2 separate regions of the Homo sapiens genome follow, and region 1 is linked to region 2. Evidence: chromatin loops called from intact Hi-C (ENCODE). Cell type or tissue: OCI-LY7. All regions are shown on one strand. Each heading gives the region's core, and the rest is flanking DNA. Links, peaks and the distances in the headings are about the cores only.

Region 1 (9,727 bases), core at 1-8,000, 76 kb after region 2:
GGGCCGACGAATCCAGTTCCCCATCGAGATGTCCATGCCCTGGATTCTAACGGACCATATCCTGGAAACCAAAGAACCTTCCATGATGGAGTAAGAGGCAGGATTGGGCCAGCAAGTGGCTCCTGGGGTACAAGTAGAGGGCAGTTTGCCAGGGAGATCCGTTCTTTCCAGAAGGAAGCACTGAGTTGACAAGAAATGAGGCCATATGTCCCACCACAGGGAGAGCTCAGCCAGACAGAATCATTTAATTCAGCCTTGCAGATAAATTCTGAAGTTTCCCAGCCCAACTGCCCTTCCTATGCCTTGTCAGCCTCATAACAGCTATGCTCAGAAAAGAATCATCTCAGGAGCAGGTAGCTTGTATTCTTAACTGCTACCTGATGTGTTTTAGTCCCAAATGAATTTTTACAAGTCTTGGTTTTATTTGCACCCTGGACTTTTTCTTTGGACTGACTGTAAAGTAAGTTGCTTCTAAGCGGTGGAGGCTCAAGGAACGTAAGAGAGGGATGAAAGATGGTCTTTTCCTGACTGTGAACTTGTTTCTATTTCCCAAGCAAGTATAAAGCTGTCTTCCTTAAGGGGGGTTATTAGCAAGCGGCTGGCTGTGTTTTTCCCTCTTCAGGTATGTCCTCTACCCTCTGGATCTGTACAACGACAGCGCCTACTATGCTCTGACCAAGTTTAAAAAGCAGTTCCTGTACGATGAGATAGAAGCTGAGGCAAGTGATGTGCTTCTCTTTTTGCTCCTTTAATCTTGTTCCAAATTCCGGACTTTTCCAGTCTTTTGCTATTAGCATGAAGTAGGAGTATCAGTGACTTGTTCTGGAGAGGAATCTCTGTAACCATGGCCATCAGAAGGCCTGTGTAACCTCTGAGGGCAGAAGTACAAACTGAGACACCCAGCTCAGGGCCTGCTGCCTTTCTCTTCCCACCCACAAACTCTGTGCTGCACCATGAAGGGCTTCATGTGCATGTGTATAAATACCCAAGCTCTGCCTGCCAACTCTGCTCAAAAACAGTGGCCCTTGGCTAGACCTAAACCCTAGGGTCACACACACCCATAGTGGAGTCCACCCTCAGAGGGGAAGCCAGGGAAGAGAGCACGTGGCCCTGGAAGAGGCTTGAGCCGCCTGTAGAAGGCTTCTCAGAACTGGTTCTAGAAGGGGAGAATGGGGCCTGAGTGCACACGCCCACCTTGACCTTATGGATTCTTTGCCTGGAGGGAGGTCCGCTGATGACCCTTGAAGCTCAAAGTGCAGGTCAGAGGCCTCGGTGACCTGGGTCTGAGGAAAGCACTAAACACAGCGCTGGGGTTTTGTGTTCTGCATACCACGTAGGGTGTGAGATGAAAGATCTGAAAGCTTTTTGAATCATTAACCTTATGGAGCCAAGAGTCTGGTGAAAAAAGGACCAAAGGTTAATCACATAAATATTAAACATGAAAGACTTAAAATATTAAATCTGACAGTAAATAGGATCTGTTTCCTTTGACTCTTACCTAGCTACTGCCTTTGCCCCATCTCATGGTCATGTCCTGCTCTTGCCATTTCTGAAATATTTGGTTTGATTCTTCATGTCTGTGTGAATTATCTTCCCACCTGAGCATCACAGTCTATCACTGATGATGAGACCCTGAAATGGCAAGACTTTATTCATTAAAAACCAAAGTTATGTAAGCAAAGTTTGAAGGAAGGCGCTTTTAAATGTGACTATCAACTTCATAAACAAATTTGTGGCCACATGTGGTGGCTCATGCCTGTAATCCTAGCACTTTGGGAGGCCAAGGTGGGTGGATCACCTGAGGTCAGAAGTTCGAGACCAACCTGGCCAACATGGTGAAACCCCGTCTCTACTAAAAATACAAAAATTAGCCAGGCATGGTGGTGGGTGCCTGTAATCCCAGCTACTTGGGAGGCTGAAGGATGAGAATCACTTGAACCCGGGAGGCGGAGGTTGCAGTGAGCCGAGATCACACCACTGCACTCCAGCCTAGGTGACAGAGCAAGACTCTGTCTCAAAAAAAAAAAAAATTGCAAATCAAAGAAAAATACAATGAAAATAACATCCATCTGAAGAGATGGATGGGGAGGCTGCCGAGTTAGCGGACGAATTTGAGCACTGATGGGTTCTGACAGTCTGTCTGTTGCATCCCTCCAGGCAGGCGGCCTCGAAACAGCTGAGGAGAGGGGCCGTGGGGAGATTGGGTCCTTTTTGAACTTTGACTTGTCTGTTCACTGACTGAGGACCCTGAGAGCAAGGGACCAAATCTCCCAAACTTAGCCACAGAATATTTTTCCCCTTCAAAGCGTCTTTCCCCAGAATGCACTCTGGGCAATCCTGCCTGACTGCTGTCTTTCAGTTGGCTCAGTTTCTGTCATAAAGCTGAACGGGCACCAGTGATGTTTCCTGCTTCCTCTCCACCAGGTGAACCTGTGTTTTGATCAGTTTGTCTACAAGCTGGCAGACCAGATCTTTGCTTACTACAAAGCCATGGCTGGCAGGTAGGAAAGCCCCAGAGCTGTGAGTAGCAATCTCTTAAGACTGCCACCTAGAAGACATGATTTTCTGTTGTGAAACCTCCCTTCTTCTTTAGCACCTTAGGAAAACAGAGCCATTCCACGGACCCGGACTGGGTGCTGAGATAGAGTGGAAAGGAAACTAGGCAGATAAAGGGCTAACCTCACACAGCCTGCAGTCCAGCAGGAAAGACAGACATCGACTAAAAGCCGATGAATGCACAGTGACAAGGAGGTTACATGCTGTCTGTGAGGGAAAAGCTCATGGGAATGTACGATGGTTAAACCTTTGGGGGCGGGGAACTAGAAAGGCCATCTTGCGGAAGTGGCATCTGAGTTCTTATCTGAAGTTGGTAGGAGTGAAGGAAGTAAAACGAGGTGAAGGATGGGGCAGGACGTTGCAGGCAAAAGGAACTGCTTGTGCAAGGACCCTGCGGTGGGAGTATGATGATAACAGCATGCCAACTTCACAGGGCTGTGGGAGGATTCCTGTGGATTAATACATGTCAGTGTCTCTTCACCACCACTAGAGGGGGCAAGCTGCATGCTAAGGCTGGGGAGTGGGCAGGGCCAGAGCACACCAGCTTTGTAGCTGTTTCTCCCGGGAGTGGAATGCCTCCGAATGGTTTCAAAAGTACAACCGTGACCCGATTCGATTTTTATTTACTTTTGAAAGTTTACTCTCTTAAAAATATAAATGTATGGAGAATGAATTGGAGAGGAATGGGTGTGTGCAAACCAGACAGGAGGCCAGTGAAGAAGTCTGGATCAGAGATGTATCAAGCTTTAGAGGCTCCTTGGTATTGCCAGTATATGTTGATTCAGACCCTCGTGAGTTCTTGGGTTTCAAGGACCTGTAACAGCATTGATCGAGGAAAACCTCAAATTTTATATATAGGTATTTCCTTTCTTATTGGAAATCCAAACATACCAACCAGTAATTTCAAGGATAGTTCCTTACTTTAATAATTTTTCTATGAAAAGGATTTGCTTCATTTTGCTTTTAACAGCCAAAGTAGCCCTGATATATTTCAAAGAGGAGTTGATGTGCAGCACACACAAGTGTCTGTTAACACAGGATGTGCATTAAATAACGCGACTCTTAAATGCTGTAAAGTATTGAAAGCATGCACGTAGGATTTCAAGGAAAGCAGAGAACACAGCCTTTCACAAAGTAGTCAATAGGCATCTGTGGATTGAATGGGATGTGGTTCTAACAGTGAGTTGAGTTTCTGGCTTCTGTAAGACAATTCTGATTCCAAATACACTGTTCCATCATCTATATAAACAGACTCAGGCGTGTCGAACCCTGGGTCTTCCTTCTTCAGACATATGGGCTTTTATCTACACCCTTCCCTGTAAGATCAGTGATTTTTTAAAGTGTGGGAAGTTGAGGAGGTTGAGAGATTCAGGGAAAGCCCAGGAAGAAAACCATGAGCTAGGTCAGTCCTGTTCATTCAAAATGCCATGTGGCCACAAATATGAGCCAGAGATGTTATTTTAAATTTTTTAGCAGACATATTTTAAAAAGGAAAAAGAAGCAGATGAAATTAATTTTAATAATATATTTTATTTAACCCCACATATCCAAAACATTATAATTTTGACATACACTCAATATAGACATTATTAGAGATTTTTCATTCTTTTCTTCTAAGTCCTCAAAATCCTGTTTACAGCCCATCTCAATTTGGACCAGCCACATCTCAAGTGTTCAGTAGGCACATGTGGCTGGTGGCTACTACTTTGGACAGTGTAAATATAGATGGTGTCTCTTTCTTGCGTAAAACCTTTTGGTGCCTTTTAGTTATGTCTAGAATACACCTAGCCACTTTACTATGGCCTGTGTGGCCCTACCTGGTTTGGCCCTGGTCTCATGTTATAAATTCATTTTGCACCATGCTCTCCAACCTGCACTATACTTTATCCACACTGGCCATCTTTCCTTTTCTTAAATGTAACCAAGCTTGTTGTGTAAATGATAGTGTTCCCTTAGATCTTTCCAATTTTATCATTCAGGTCTCTGTTTAGCAAAACTTCTTTAGAGAGACTTTGGACTTCCTAACTCCAAATGATCCCATTTTCTTATTTTCAAAGCACTTCTCCTCTGCAATCCATGCCTCAGTGTGAAAGATAGTAACACTCTCAGCTCATAGGGTTGTGGTGAGATTTAAAATGTGTGTGTGTGTGTGTGTGTGTGTGTGTGTGTGTGTGTGTGTGTTTGTGTTTAAAGTGCCTGGGAAATAATAAACACTATGCAACTGTTACCTATTATCTGAAATTATTCCATTCCTCTGTTTGTGTTTATATTATCAGTCTTTCCTCACTCGAATATAAACTCCATGAGGACAGGAACTTTGTATTCCCAGTACCCAGAATGTTTCCTGGGATACACCAAGCAGGCACTCAATTGCTTTTGCAGTAAATGAATAAAAGAGGAAAGTGGCTCAACTTCTGTGTTGCCCATCTTTAACTTAGAAACTCTGTTTCACATATTGAGCTTCTGTGACTGAAAAGAAATTTGACGTAACTTGTCTAGAGCAGAAAACAATTTTACTTAAGTTATATAAGATAGTGCTCTGTGGGTAGATCCTATGATCTGAAATAGATGTATCTGGGCAGTTGAGAGTCATTCACAATCTGTTTACTGGCCTTGTTTCACTTTTATTCCTTGCAGTGTCCTGTTGGATAAACGTTTTCGAGCTGAGTGTAAGAATTATGGCGTCATCATTCCGTATCCACCGTCCAATCGCTATGAAACACTGCTGAAGCAGAGACACGTCCAGGTATGGGGAGCAGAAGCCACCTTGGAGATGGAAGGGGCAGGAGAGAGCAGCTGCGAAGTTAGCATAGAGATCAGAAATCAGGCCTGGGTATTGTCTGCCCGGCATGTTGCCAGTGTGGATTTCCGAGCCTGGGTGTAGCACAGCCTCAGGATCTCATAAACAATAAAGAGGCATTGGGCTTCCTTTGGCTCAAGTTCTGGGCTTCTCCACCCATCTATAGCCAACCTCTGACAAGTTATGGCAACCAAAGCCTTTGTCTTCTCATCATAACCTGCAGCCCACTTTTTTCAGCTGGGACTGCCACTTAGAGATGGGTAAATCTGTCCCTGAACAGGGCCCAAGTGCCGGTCTAAGTGAGGAAGACTGTGGCGCCTTTGAAATGAAAGCATGTCAGGGCAAATCCACGGTAGAAATTGGGTTTTTTGTGTGCAGAGTTGGTTTCTATTAACATTTGACCCTATATGTAGAGGAGATGTTGCTGGGAACTGAGAAACATCCCCATTTAATAATATTAATGTGAGGCAGACAGACAGCATAAGAGATGCCCCAGCAGATGTCGAGCCCTCCTCCTACAGCCCTGCTGTTGGCCAAGCGGGTGGCAAAATGGCCTTTATGCTGTGACGTCTGTGTGCTTATTATGTGGTCCTGGTCTTTGTGAAAGGGCCAGGCTGAGGCTAAGATCATGCCAGAGGTGAAAAGGAAAGAATTCATCTCAGAAACCCTGGACATTCCCATTACTATGAGAAATCCAAGGGAGATGGAGAATCATTAAGAGGGGGGAAAAATAGAATTTGTACTTCTGTCAACAACAGGGGCTCAATGAGAGCTTTTCTTTCACCCTTTCAGAAGATTACTGCTATCGGTTACAATGCAGCCAGAATTAGCCACAGGATATTAAATACTGAGGGCTTTATGTGTGCATAAGATGGCTATAAGGGGCCCTGGTCAGTTGGTAGAAAATTGATGCCAAAAGAGAAGTTGAAAAATAAAATAGTTAAGAATAATCATTTGACACCTAGCAAAGTGCTGTGGACACAGCAGGTACTCAACAAATGTTCATTGCTATCTACATAGCAGCTGCAGTAATGCCCGCGTGTACCCCAGTGGAAAGTACCTTAAGTTATATTTTCCATTCTGTAATCAGACCTTCATCCTCTTGCTTTTAAATTTTCCCTCATGAAGGCACAATGTGGGCCCTTGCTGAGGCAGCTGCTGTGCCCTGGTGACTGAATTGAGTGCAAGAAAGATGGCAGAAAGAACCCCAGGGCTAAATTTGGGATGTCAGCAGAAACACTTATGGGAAGCCAGAGCCTACCCTGAACCTCTTCCCACAGCCTGAGTGAATCGTATTTTTCCTAAACTTCCTGTGTTTCAAGCCTACAGGGAAGTTGAAAGAATAATACGATAAACACTTATTTATCCCCTAGCCAGATTTGCAATTATTAATGTTTTACCATATTTAGTTCACATTCTTTCTCTCATGTATGTATTTTCTCTCTAGCACTTATACAGTGCGTATGTTTGTGTGTGGGGGATGAATATACATACTTTTGTTCTTAACTATTTGAGAGTTTAAGTTGCCAAATCATGACATTTCACCCCTGAATGCTTCAGCCTATATCTCCTAAGAACAAGGACGTTGTCTTATAAAAACAGAATAGAATGATGATACTCAGGAAATTTGACAATACTACTTTCTAAATACAGTTCCCATTCGTCCCAGTTATGTCCTTTGTAATTTTAATCCAGTTTCTTATCGGTGCATGCACGTAGTTGTCAGGTGTCAGCGCGAATCTTTATTTATTTTTTAAGAGACAGGGTCTCTTTCTGTCGCTCAGGCTGGAGTGCAGTGGCACAGTCATAGCTCACTGCAGCCACAAACTCTTGGGCTCAAGCTATCTTCCCACCTCCAGCCTCCCAAGTAGCTAGGACTACAGGCGTACACCACCACACCTGGCTAATTTTTTTTATTTTTTGTAGAGACAGATTCTTACTGTGTTGCCCATGCTGGTGTCAAACTCCTGGGTTCAAGCTATCCTCCTGTTGCAGGACTTTTTCTCAGTTCAGCTAAAGATGGGGTTCTTGTCTGTCCCATGACCATGAAAAATTAGGCTTGCAGACTGTTTAAAGGGTAGGTAAAGCAGGGTTTAATTGGGTGAAAAGGGAAAAAAAGGAGGGAAACAGGGACTCTCACAAGGCCAGAGTCCCTCAGCTAGAGAGCTTCCCGCCAGGCCGTTGGAATCCCAGGTTCCACACAAGAAGAGGAGGGGCCAGGCTCCTCCCTGCTGCAAACATCATAAACTTCCCGAGGCTCCACCTCAATGGACAGGCTGGTTGGAGTTTCTCCAGGAAACCCCTCCCACCTGGCAGTCTCACTCCCACCTTGGTCCCCCAAAGTGCTGGGATTACAGGCATGAGCCACTGCACCTGGCCAGTGTGAATTTTAAGTAACTTTTCTCTCTCTCTCTTCATCCAGCTGTTGGGTAGATCAATTGACTTGAACAGACTCATTACCCAGCGCATCTCTGCCGCCATGTATAAATCCTTGGACCAAGCTATCAGCCGCTTTGAGAGTGAGGACCTGACCTCCATTGTGGTAAGAGTCTGGGAGCGTGTGGGATTTCTGCTCTGTGATTTCTCAGACTAGAAGCCTAGATGGGGACTGTAGTTAGTCTAGTGCTGGGCCAGTTAAAGAGGGGCAGTGAGTCTCTTTCCCATCTGAATGGAGCTGGGAAAGAAAAACTTACACAGAATAAGAGTAATCTTACGTTCCTGATTGCCTTGGGAACGATAGCATGGAGGGGGTCTCCTTGAGATTTCTAGAGATGGCCAACCCTCAGACACAGCTGCATGTCCTTAGGATCCTGCAGGCTGAGCAAGTAGGTGAGGGGTCCTAAGAAGCTAGGGAAAATTGCACAAGAGGGTTGGCTTCACAGGTGTGCAGTAGTATAAGGCCCAGAAGGGCTTTGCAGCTGGTTTACCATTCTGCTTCACTATCTTGAAATTCTTAAACAAGGGGGCCCCACATTTTCATTAAACATTGCACCCTGCAGATTATGTAACTGGTTCTGATGCACAAGCCTGGAATAGGCCTACTCCTTTCTCCCAGAAAACAGCAATTAAAACGACTCTCTGCTAATTCTCTCTCTTCAAGAATTAGAGTAAACTTGACTGGTTGTTCTTTCAGTGAATCAAAGGAAGATTTCAGTGCCTTCAAAAGCGAATGAACAGAAGGAGTGGGAAATGGAAAATCACCGTTAGAACATAATAAAAATTGTAGGCAAGATCTGTCAATGGTTGCTAAAATAAGTGGGCAGAACTTTGAGAAAAATACTGCATGATTTCTCTTATATGAGGTTCCTACAGTAGGCAAATTCATGGAGACATAGGGTAGGTTGCCAGGGAAGAGGAAGATGGTGTTTGATGGATACAGAGTTTCAGTTGGAGAAGGTGAGTTTCACTTCTAGAAAAGGATGGTGCTGATAGTTGCACAACCATGTGAATGTACGTAATGCCGCAGTACACCTACAAATGGTTAAAATGTTCAATTTTATGTACATCTTACCACAATAACAAAATTTTTTTAACCAAAAAATCTTTGAGAAGAAATAGGATACTTGCATAGTCTCAAAGTATCTCCCCCAAGATGTTTATTAATTACAAAGGGAAGAATGACTCTACAATGGAGAAAATTAGCAGACACCATCTTAACCAAGTATCAAAGTTAATATTACCAGTAAGACATATTATTGTTATCAACATATATTCTTGCCAAAATGCACAATCTCAATCTAATTATGAGAAAATATCAGATGAACCCAAATCGAGTTCCATTTAAAAAAAAAAAAGTGAATGATACTTTTCAAAAGTGCGCAGGTCTTGAGAGACAGGAAAGACTGAAAACTGTTACAAATTAGGAAAGAATAAGGGAACCTGACAACTAAATGCAACATGGAATCCTAGATTGAATCTTAGAACAGAAAAAGGACTTTAGTGGGAAAACTGGTGAAACCTGAATAAAGCCTGTCATTCAGCTAATAGTGTTGTACCAAAGTTAATTTCCTTCATTTGATGATTGCACTATGGTTCCGCCAGATGTTAACAGTGGGGAAGCTGGGTAAAGGATATGCAGGGTATGCTGTTTTTACAACTTTTCTGTAAGTCTAACATTATTTTTAAATAAAGTTGGTTTTTATTTTAAGTGGACAAAGTATAAAAATAAAGTGACAGTGAACTGGGACTCTAACATCATACCTAGGGTCCCAGTCCTCTCCCTGCTACTTACTAGCTGTGTGATCTTGTGCAAGTTACTCAGCTTCTCCAAGCCTGTTTCCTTATCTATAGAAATGGAGGGAATATCAGAATCCACCTCTTAGGGTTACTATAAGGATAAAATGAGATACTACCTGTTTTTTTGTTTGTTTG
Region 2 (10,155 bases), core at 623-8,622:
ACACACGTCTACCAGATTATGAATCACTGCTGGAAAGAGGTCAGTGGAGGAAGTGCTTCCCCATGCATTGTCGTATACAATTTGAGGACCTCCCTCCTTCCCTAGAGAAAGGAACCCTCTCAGAAGGATGAGGCAGGAGGGATAACTAATATAGATTAGCAACAACATGACTTTGAGGATCTGTTAACGGGATAGATCCCCCATCCCTAAAGGAGCTGAAGGCGACCTTAAATATTATTTGGTTTGCTACATAATGTCACAAGCTATAAGCATAGCTTCAGAGAGGAGGATGGGGTGTGGCCTATGCCAGCTTCCTTCTCGATTTTCTGAGAAGAGAAAAAAAGTCTGTAACATCATAAAACCATTAAAAGCACAGGAAGTTAGTTCTATAACTTGGGGAACAAAGTTCACTTGCACTATGAAAATATTAAAATGGCTTAATTTGAGTTCATTTTATTCATTCTGCATTTAAAATGGGGAGCCAATTCCTCTGTACCCGCCCAGGTGGCTCATTTACCCCAACCTTGGATTGCAGGCCATGGCTTGAGCCCCATCACTATGAGTCTTAGTCTTTGCTGTCTTTGCTGAGTTAGAAAATCATACATTTCAGCCAAAGTGGAAAGTTGCTGAAACAGAGAATTAATAAAAATTCTGATCATTGTACGACAACAAGGTGGAATACAAAAAATTTGGAACACTAGGATTTTGTCTCAGCTTTACCATTTATTTGCCATTAATCTTTGACAATTCTCTGAACTTCCTTTTTCTTACTGTTAAGAGAATTAAATAATGCTTGGTCTGTGAGTTCATAGAGCTTTTATAATCAGAAACAAAGAAACAATAGAGACATAAAGGAGGGCATAAAACAAATCTTATCCACTTCATAAGGATTAGCTACAATAATAATAATGATGGCTGACATTCAGTTGGCACTTTTTCCCTCTTTTAACCATCATTTATTGATTTTTTTAAATTAATAGTCTTTATTTTTTAACAAAGAGTACAGAGTTCTCATATGCCCACCTCACCTGAACAGTTTCCCTGTTCACTAACATTTGGCATGAGTGTGATACATTTGTTACAATTAGTGAACCTCTATTCATACATTAACTAAAGTTCATAGTTTACATTAAGGTTCAGTCTTTGTGCTGTAGAGTTCTGTAGGTTTTCACAAATTCATGTATCCATCATTATAGTATCAGACAGAATAGTTTTACTGCACTAAAAATCTCCTGTGCTTCACCCATTTATCCCTCTCCTCATCCCCAAACCACTGGCAACTACTGATCTTTTCACTGTCTTCATAGTTTTGCCTTTCTCAGAATGCCATATATTGGCATCATACAGCATGTAGGCTTTTCGGACTGGTTTCTTTCATTTAGTAATATGCTTTAAGGTCCCTCCATGTCTTTTCGTGGCTTAATAGCTCATTTCTTTTTGTTGCCAAATAATATTCCATTGTATGGATATATCATAGTTTATTTATTTACCTACCAAAGGAAATCTTGGTTGTTTTCAGTTTTTGTGTTTGTTTGTTTGGGTTTGTGGGGTTTTGTTTTTTTTTTTGAGATGGGGTCTTACTCTGTTACCCAGGCTGGAGTGCAGTGGTGCAATCTCAGCTCACTGCAACCTCTGCCTCCCAGTCTCAAGCGATCCTCCTACCTCAGCCTCCCAAGTAGCTGGGACCACAGACATGTGCCACTAGGCCCAGCTAATTTTTTGTATTTTTGGTAGAAACAGGGTTTTGCCATGCTGCCCAGGTGAGTTCAGGCAATCAATCCACCTCAGGCCTCCCGTAGTGCTGGGATTATAAGTGTGAGTGCTCAGGCAGACTGGTTTCCTTCACTTAGTAATATGCCTTTAAGGTCCCTCCATGTCTTTTTGGCTTGATAGCTCATTTCTTTTTATTGCTAAATAATATTCCATTGTATGGATATGCCACAGTTTGTTTATCTATTTACCTGCCAAAGGAAATCTTGCTTGCTTTCAGTTTTAAACAATTATGAATACAGCTGCTATAAATGTTTATGTGCAGATTTTTGTATATAAATTTTCAACTCAATTGGGTAAATGCCTAAGAGTATGCTTGCTGAATCATATGGTAAGACTATGTTTAACTTTTTAAGAAACTGCCAGAATGTCTTCCAAAGTAGCTGTATTATTTTACATTCCCACCAGCAATGAGAGTTCCTTATTAGCATTCATTGTTTTGGATTTCAGTGGTTCTAATAGATGTGTAGTCATATTACATTGTTGTTTTAACTTGCATTTTCCTAATGACATATGATGTTAAGAACATTTTCATATGCTTATTTGCCACCTGTATATCTTCTTGGTAATATCTATTCAGATCTTTTGCCCATTTCTCAATCAGGTTGTTTGTTTACTTATTGTTGAGTTTTAAGAGTTCTTTGTATATTTTGGATACAAGTCCTTTATCAGATATGTGTTTTGCAAAATTTTCTCCTAGTCTGTGGCATGTCTTCTCATTCTCTTGACAGTGTCTTTCACAGAGAAGACTTTTCAAATATTTTAACAAAGCTCAACATCAACTTATTTATTCATGAATTGTGCTTTTGATTTACATCTAAAAACTCATTGCCAAGCCCAATGTCACCCAAATTTTCTCCTATGTTACTTTTTATTTTATGGAAGTTTTATAATTTTGCATTTTACATTTAGGTCTATGATCCACTTTGAGTTAATTTTCCTGAAAGGTGTCAGGTCTGTGACTAGAGTCATTGTTTTACATATGGATGTCCAATTATTACAGCCCTGTTTGTTGAAAAGACTATACCCTTTCTCCTCTGTTCCTTTGTTAAATGTTAGTTTACTATATTTATATGGATCTATATCTGGGCTGATCCATTAATCTGTTTGTTTATTCTTTCACTAGCACCATCCTCTCCCATTACTGTAGCTTTAGAGTAAGTCCTAAAGTCAGGTAGGGTCAGTCTTCTAGCTTTGTTGTTCTTCTTCATTATTGTATTGGCTCTCTGGGTCTTTTGCCTCTCCGTATAAATGTTACAGTCAGTTTGTCAATATCTAAAAAAAATAACTTGCTGAATTTTTATTAGGATTATATTGAATCTATAAGTCAAGTTGGGAAGAACTAATATTTTAACACTATAGTGTCTTCCTGTCCATGAACATGGAATATCTGTCCATTTATTTAGATCTTCTTTGCTTTCTTTTATTAGAATTTTTAATTTTTTCTCATTTAGATCATGTAGATATTTTCTGAGATTTATACCCAGATATTTCATTTTTTGGTGTTCTTTAGCATTAATTTCTTGATATATTTTTATATGTGATTTATTGAATTCTCAAAACAATTTCATGAGGTAGATACTATTATTATCTCCATTTTACAAATGACAAAACTGAGGTTCAAAGAGGTTAAATAACCTGCTGAATGTCACACAGCTAATTAGTGGTAAAACTGAGATTAAACACTAGTCCCTTGGATTCCAGAATACCTGCTGTTAACAACTAGGACAATGTATATGGAATACAGTCAACATGGAAGCACATACAAAAATCCACAGGGGATGCTGCTATTAAATTCTGGTTTGTTTTGGATTTACCTATGACGCATAAGTACAAGGAACTTACAGAGTTCTTTTTTCCCTCTCCAGAGACCAGAAGATCGGCCAGCCTTCTCCAGACTGCTGCGTCAACTGGCTGAAATTGCAGAATCAGGACTTTAGTAGAGACTGAGTACCAGGCCACGGGCTGCAGATCCTGAATGGAGGAAGGATATGTCCTCATTCCATAGAGCATTAGAAGCTGCCACCAGCCCAGGACCCTCCAGAGGCAGCCTGGCCTGTGGCATCAGTCCCTGAGTCACCATGGAAGCAGCATCCTGACCACAGCTGGCAGTCAAGCCACAGCTGGAGGGTCAGCCACCAAGCTGGGAGCTGAGCCAGAACAGGAGTGATGTCTCTGCCCTTCCTCTAGCCTCTTGTCACATGTGGTGCACAAACCTCAACCTGACAGCTTTCAGACAGCATTCTTGCACTTCTTAGCAACAGAGAGAGACATGAGTAAGACCCAGATTGCTATTTTTATTGTTATTTTTAACATGAATCTAAAGTTTATGGTTCCAGGGACTTTTTATTTGACCCAACAACACAGTATCCCAGGATATGGAGGCAAGGGGAACAAAGAGCATGAGTCTTTTTCCAAGAAAACTGGTGAGTTAAGTAAGATTAGAGTGAGTGTGCTCTGTTGCTGTGATGCTGTCAGCCACAGCTTCCTGCCGTAGAGAATGATAGAGCAGCTGCTCACACAGGAGGCCGGATATTCTGAGAAGCAGCTTTATGAGGTTTTACAGAGTATGCTGCTACCTCTCTCCTTGAAGGGAGCATGGCGAGACCCATTGGATGGATTGGGGTGAACAGTTCAGGTCCCATGCTTGGAGCATTGGGTATCTGATGTCTGCACCAGAACAAGAGAACCTCTGACGGTGGAGAACCATGTGGTGCAAGAAGAGATCTTAGGTCTCTTCTTTTATACCAAGCTCATCTTTTATACCAAGCTGTGCAGGTGACTATGCCTCCTCTTCTGCACAGAATGCTTCCACCAGCATCCTGAGAAGAAATGATTACTTCTGAAAAACATCCTTTTTTCCAGCCTCTGGGAATCAGCCCCCCCTCTCTGCACTATCCGATCCTCATCAACAGAGGGCAGCATTGTGTTGGTCAATGTTCCCTTGGCGAGCAATTGAAACTTGTTTAGGCCCTAGGGTTGAGCAATTTTAAGGTTGAGACTCCAAGTCTCCTAAAATTCTAGGAGAGAAATAAAGAGTCTGTTTTTGCTCAAACCATCAGGATGGAAACAGTCAGGCACTGACTGGGGTGCTTCCAAGAGGCATGAGAGTGCCTACTCTGGCTTGAGCACTTCTATATGCAAGGTGAATATGTACTGAGCTAGGAGACTTCCCTGCAAAATCTCTGTTCACCCTGGGTTCACATCCCCATGAGGTAATATTATTATTCCCATTTTACAAATAATGTAACTGAGGCTTTAAAAAGCCAAGACATCTGCCCAAAGTGATGGAACTAGAAAGTCTAGAGCTGGTATTCTAGCCCAAATCTGTCTGACCGCAATACACAGATTCTTTATTCCTATTCGACACTGGCTTCTACTGAAAATGAAACGGATTGCAGAGGGAATAAATACAAAGATGGAAAGCCAGTAAAGAAGTCAGTATAGAACCACTAGCGAATAGTGTTGCTCTGGCACAGACCACTGTGGTTGATGGCATGGCCCTCCAACTTGGAATAGGATTTTCCTTTTCCTATTCTGTATCCTTACCTTGGTCATGTTAATGACTTTGGAGTTATTCAGTTAATGACCCTTTAATTCTCACAACCAACCAGTCATGTTGCTTGAAGCCATTTATAGACGAGCTTCAAAGCAACTTTAAAAGATTCTTCTGTAGAAGTATGAGTTCTTCCTTTAATTATCATTCCAACTTTCAGCTGTAGTCTTCTTGAACACTTCATGAGGAGGGACATTCCCTGATATAAGAGAGGATGGTGTTGCAATTGGCTCTTTCTAAATCATGTGACGTTTTGACTGGCTTGAGATTCAGATGCATAATTTTTAATTATAATTATTGTGAAGTGGAGAGCCTCAAGATAAAACTCTGTCATTCAGAAGATGATTTTACTCAGCTTATCCAAAATTATCTCTGTTTACTTTTTAGAATTTTGTACATTATCTTTTGGGATCCTTAATTAGAGATGATTTCTGGAACATTCAGTCTAGAAAGAAAACATTGGAATTGACTGATCTCTGTGGTTTGGTTTAGAAAATTCCCCTGTGCATGGTATTACCTTTTTCAAGCTCAGATTCATCTAATCCTCAACTGTACATGTGTACATTCTTCACCTCCTGGTGCCCTATCCCGCAAAATGGGCTTCCTGCCTGGTTTTTCTCTTCTCACATTTTTTAAATGGTCCCCTGTGTTTGTAGAGAACTCCCTTATACAGAGTTTTGGTTCTAGTTTTATTTCGTAGATTTTGCATTTTGTACCTTTTGAGACTATGTATTTATATTTGGATCAGATGCATATTTATTAATGTACAGTCACTGCTAGTGTTCAAAATAAAAATGTTACAAATACCTGTTATCCTTTGTAGAGCACACAGAGTTAAAAGTTGAATATAGCAATATTAAAGCTGCATTTTAATAAATATGGTGCATAGGGCCTCGGTTCCATATTTATTTAAATCGCAAACTCTCAGAACTTTTCCTTAAGTAAAAATGGTTACATTGTTTCATTTTCCACAGACAATTAAAGATTACATATCATTGAACAACATTCATTCAACAAGTAAATATCAAACGTTCCTATGGTTCATGCACACAGTTCAGTGTATGCATCCTCATGAAAACAAAGATGGAAAAGTCATAGTCTTTACTTCTAAAAAATTCCTAGTCTGATTGAAAAGGAAAACATATGAAGAAATAAAATTATAATAGAACAATTAGGGCAACAACAAAAAACTGTGGTCAAAGAAGAGAAGAGCCCAGAATAAGTGATGGAATCTATCAGGGAAAGGATGACATCAAGGGAAACTTCTTAGAGCCCTGCTACTCAAAGTGTGGTCCCTGGACCAGCAGCAATAGCATCACCATGTTGTGAAAAATTCAGATTCTCAGGCTTCTTCCTCACCTACCGAGCAAGAATTGTCATTTTAACAAGATCTGCAGGTAATCGTATACACATTAAAGTTTAAGAAGCACTGTCGCGAGGATATACTGTCTAAGCCAGTTTTGAAGATAAATTTATGAGTTATAAGGTAAGTAAGTGGGCAGAAGTAAGAGACATACTTTCCAGGTAGAGAGAGAACAGGAAGTATTGGGAAGCTATTGTCAGTTCACTATTGCTGGAGCATGCGCGCATGCGCGTGCGCGCTGTGTGTGTGTGTGTGTGTGTGTGTGTGTGTGTGTGTGTGTGTGTGTGTCTATTTTCTCAGCAAGGGTAAGGATGATAGAAGAGGTGGGTAAATTGAAACTGAATCTATAAATCTATGAAAGAACTATACTTTAAAAGACCAAGAAGTTGGAATTTCACCCTATAGGTAGAAAAGATGTCATTGCACAGGAAGAGAAGGTCAAATTTGCGATGTGTTTAAGAATATATTCTGGCAGCAGCATAGTGAATGGATTTGAGAAAGGCAAAGCCAATGGAAAAGAAACTAATTTGGAGATTATCTTTGCCTTGTTCACAGTACCATATTATTTTTCCTAATCATTCACTGTCATCTGTTGTGTGGGTGACATATGGAAATTGTAATTTGGAGTACGTCATTCACTTTAGATAGCAATAAAATAGCTTTCCTTCTTAAAACCCCAGTAATATAAAGGCTGGGTGGTTATAGTTTTGGTGTGCTGAGCACTCTGTGCCTTTCAGTCCACCAAATGCCCAGCTCCATTGCAGGAGCCAGGTCATGCGCCAGTCAACCACTGAGCATGGAAGAGAAAGCCCAAGGCTTCCATGCAGTCCTTCCTAGAACTCACCTCTGTGCTTGAATCCCACTGCCAAATCATCCACATGAGAAAGTCAAAAGCAGATTGGAGGAACAGATCTGCTTCTCAGAGGATTTTTCCTGCAGACCCTGCTCTTCTCAGAATCTCCCAACACCTAAGGCCACCCTTTTGAGGAAAAGACAGAAATACCTCATTCAGCAAGACAGGGAGTATGTGCATCATCAGGTGCAGAAAGAGCTGCAGATTCCCAATTAGAGGGCTTGGGAAGGTGGCCTGGTCAGGAACAGAGGGCTAGGGGTGGAAGCTGCATTTGAACAGTAAGCACATGGTTTTACTTTAGAATAGATATTAATTTGCGTGGGCTTTAATGGGGAAGGTGCTGAAATTTTGGTGCACTGAGGCTCACTTCCCAGAGCCACCCCTTGGTACCAGCACTAGGGGTGTGTGTATGGTTGTGTAAGAGTGTGTCTGCAATGACTTTGAGATTCTCCCCAAGGTACAATGTATAGTTGGCTTGTAGTATAACAGAGTCATACAGACAATGAGTGGTAGACGGAGTTTTAGAGTTCATTTACTTATTTCATAAATGGTTACCATTCATCTACTATGACTCTTTGTTAGGTACATGATCTAAAAAGATGACTAAGATATCTCATCAGTTAGGGACCAAGCACGTCACAATCAAATTAGTATAATTCGAGGAGAGCTTTTTGACAAAAGGACTATTTAAAACTGTGTGGTTCAGTTTAGGAGAACCTTAGAAAGTGGTACAGAGGAAAACCACAGCGGGGCACTCATGCTATGGTTTGAATGTTTGTGTTCCTCCAAAATTCCTATTGAAACGATCTCCAGTGCAATAGTATTAAGTGGTGGGGCCTTTAGGAGATGATCAGGCCGTGAGGGCTCTGCCCTTATGAATGAGATTACTGCCCTTATGAAAAGGTTTGAGGAGGTAGTCCCTTTTTGCCCTTTACCCTTCTGCCATATGAGAACACAGCAACAAGGTGTCATCTATGGAGCGGAGAGCAAACCCTGACCAGATACTGAATCTGCTGGCGCCATGGTCTTGAGCTTCCCAGTCCCCAGAACTGTGAGAAATAAATTTCTGTGGTTTATAAATTACCCAGTCTAAGGTATTTTGTTATAGCAGCTTGAGTAGCTTGAAACAAGTAGTTATCACCCCCTAGGCCTGAAGGGATAACAAGGGAGAGTGGTCATTTAAATATGGAAGGAGAATATTGGAGAGTGCTGCCTTAAAGGAGAAGACCTTTAGTAAGGGACAGAGGAAACCCAAGGCAACATCACAGGGAGGAAGCCAGGGGCATCAATACTCTGCCTCACTCTCCTTCCTTTCTCCCATCAACTGGGTCTTCTATTGGTCAAATCCCACTGAACGCAGAGGACAAGGGAGCCCTAGTAGGGTAGTCCATAGAGGTCAGTCTCCAGGACCAGAGTGCAGGGTGAGAGAGTGGAGTGGATCTGGGGAGACAAAGAGAAGATACCTAGTACAGACACCAATCCTTCCTATAAGAGGGCTCAGCCTAGTGAAAAAGCTCAACACATAAACCAATGCAATCGATTCTCATTGCTTGTAGATTCTGTATTGGTAAATTTGTCTACTGGATAAAATTTGTTTATAACCCTAAAATCAATCCTGGAGGCTTTTCCTGCAGTCATTCATGACATGCCAAAGTGTGGAGCAGTAAAAATTTTGCGTTGCTCCATATACACATTCCCAACTGAGGTCAAACAGAGTGGCGTTCAGCTCTCATGCTGCAAACAAGTGGCTTTTCTCAGTCTATTTAGTGACACATTTTCTGCATTTCTGTACTTTTTTTCTGGTGATTTTGCTGTTTAAAATGGCCCCCAGCCAGGCACAGTGGCTCACAACTATAATCCCAGCACTTTGAGGGGCTAAGGTGGGTGGATCACCTGAGGTCAGGAATTTGAGACCAGCCTGGCCAACATATAGTGAAACCCTGTCTCTACTTAAAAAATACAAAAATTAGTTGGGTGTAGTGGTGCATGCCTGTAGTCGCAGCTATTTGGGAAGCTGAGGCAGGAGAATCGCTTGACCCTGGGAGGCGGATGTTGCAGTGAGACAAGATCCCGCCACTGTGCTCCAGCCTGGGCGACAGGGCAAGACTTCATATAAATAAATAAATAAATAAATAAATAAATAAATAAATAAATAAAACGGCCCCCAAATGTAGTGCTGACATGCTGTCTAGTGTTCCTAACTGCAAGAAAGCTGTTAGTTCAATAAGTTTAATGAGGGATGAGTTATAGTACTGTTGACTGTGAGTTCAATGTTAATAAATCAATAATATATATAAATAAGGGTTTTTTTTAACAGAAACATGCATAAAACAAGGTTATGTATTGATTAGTTGACAAAAGCGTGGTGAGCAGGGGCTTGTAGGAACCTAACCCTTTATTTCCCCTAGAAGCAATGGTTCAGTATTTGTTAACTTAGTGTTCACAGCAACTTTATAGAACATAATTACTGAATAATAAGAACCAACTATAATTGCAAAGAGCTGTTGTAGGTTATGCGATGTAGCTATAGTCACAGCACAGCAAGAGCACAGAGAATTAAGTAAACACATCTAAGGGATCAGGAAGGGCCTCACAGGGGAAGTGAAGTTTGAG

What was found. Peaks named below come from ENCODE experiments on the same cell type or tissue, not always from the same donor. Only the 100,000 strongest peaks of a DNase experiment are listed, where the experiment ranks them.
Region 1: a loop joins it to region 2, with 4 times the contacts of the local background. A loop is called at or near these places in 73 of 110 quality-filtered maps.

What each region holds. Positions count from the first base shown.
Region 1 is chr5:157,325,549-157,335,275 of GRCh38, forward strand. It overlaps CYFIP2 (cytoplasmic FMR1 interacting protein 2), which reads left to right. Exons shown (of 31, transcript NM_001037333.3): 17 at 1-90; 18 at 623-719; 19 at 2,425-2,501; 20 at 5,194-5,302; 21 at 7,779-7,898. Among named protein-coding and RNA genes, the nearest start is that of FNDC9, 15 kb to the right of the region's middle. In OCI-LY7, for the core only: CTCF peaks have their summits at 3,053 (motif pointing right) and 3,273; a DNase peak (open chromatin) is centred at 3,043.
Region 2 is chr5:157,248,969-157,259,123 of GRCh38, forward strand. ITK (IL2 inducible T cell kinase) reads left to right here. Exons shown (of 17, transcript NM_005546.4): 16 at 1-39; 17 at 3,639-6,217. The coding sequence ends at 3,710. Among named protein-coding and RNA genes, the nearest start is that of CYFIP2, 12 kb to the right of the region's middle. RefSeq lists enhancers at 4,018-4,077, 4,468-4,517. In OCI-LY7, for the core only: CTCF peaks have their summits at 4,673 (motif pointing right) and 4,876; DNase peaks (open chromatin) are centred at 3,973, 4,293 and 4,713; H3K4me3 peaks cover 459 bases; H3K27ac peaks cover 796 bases.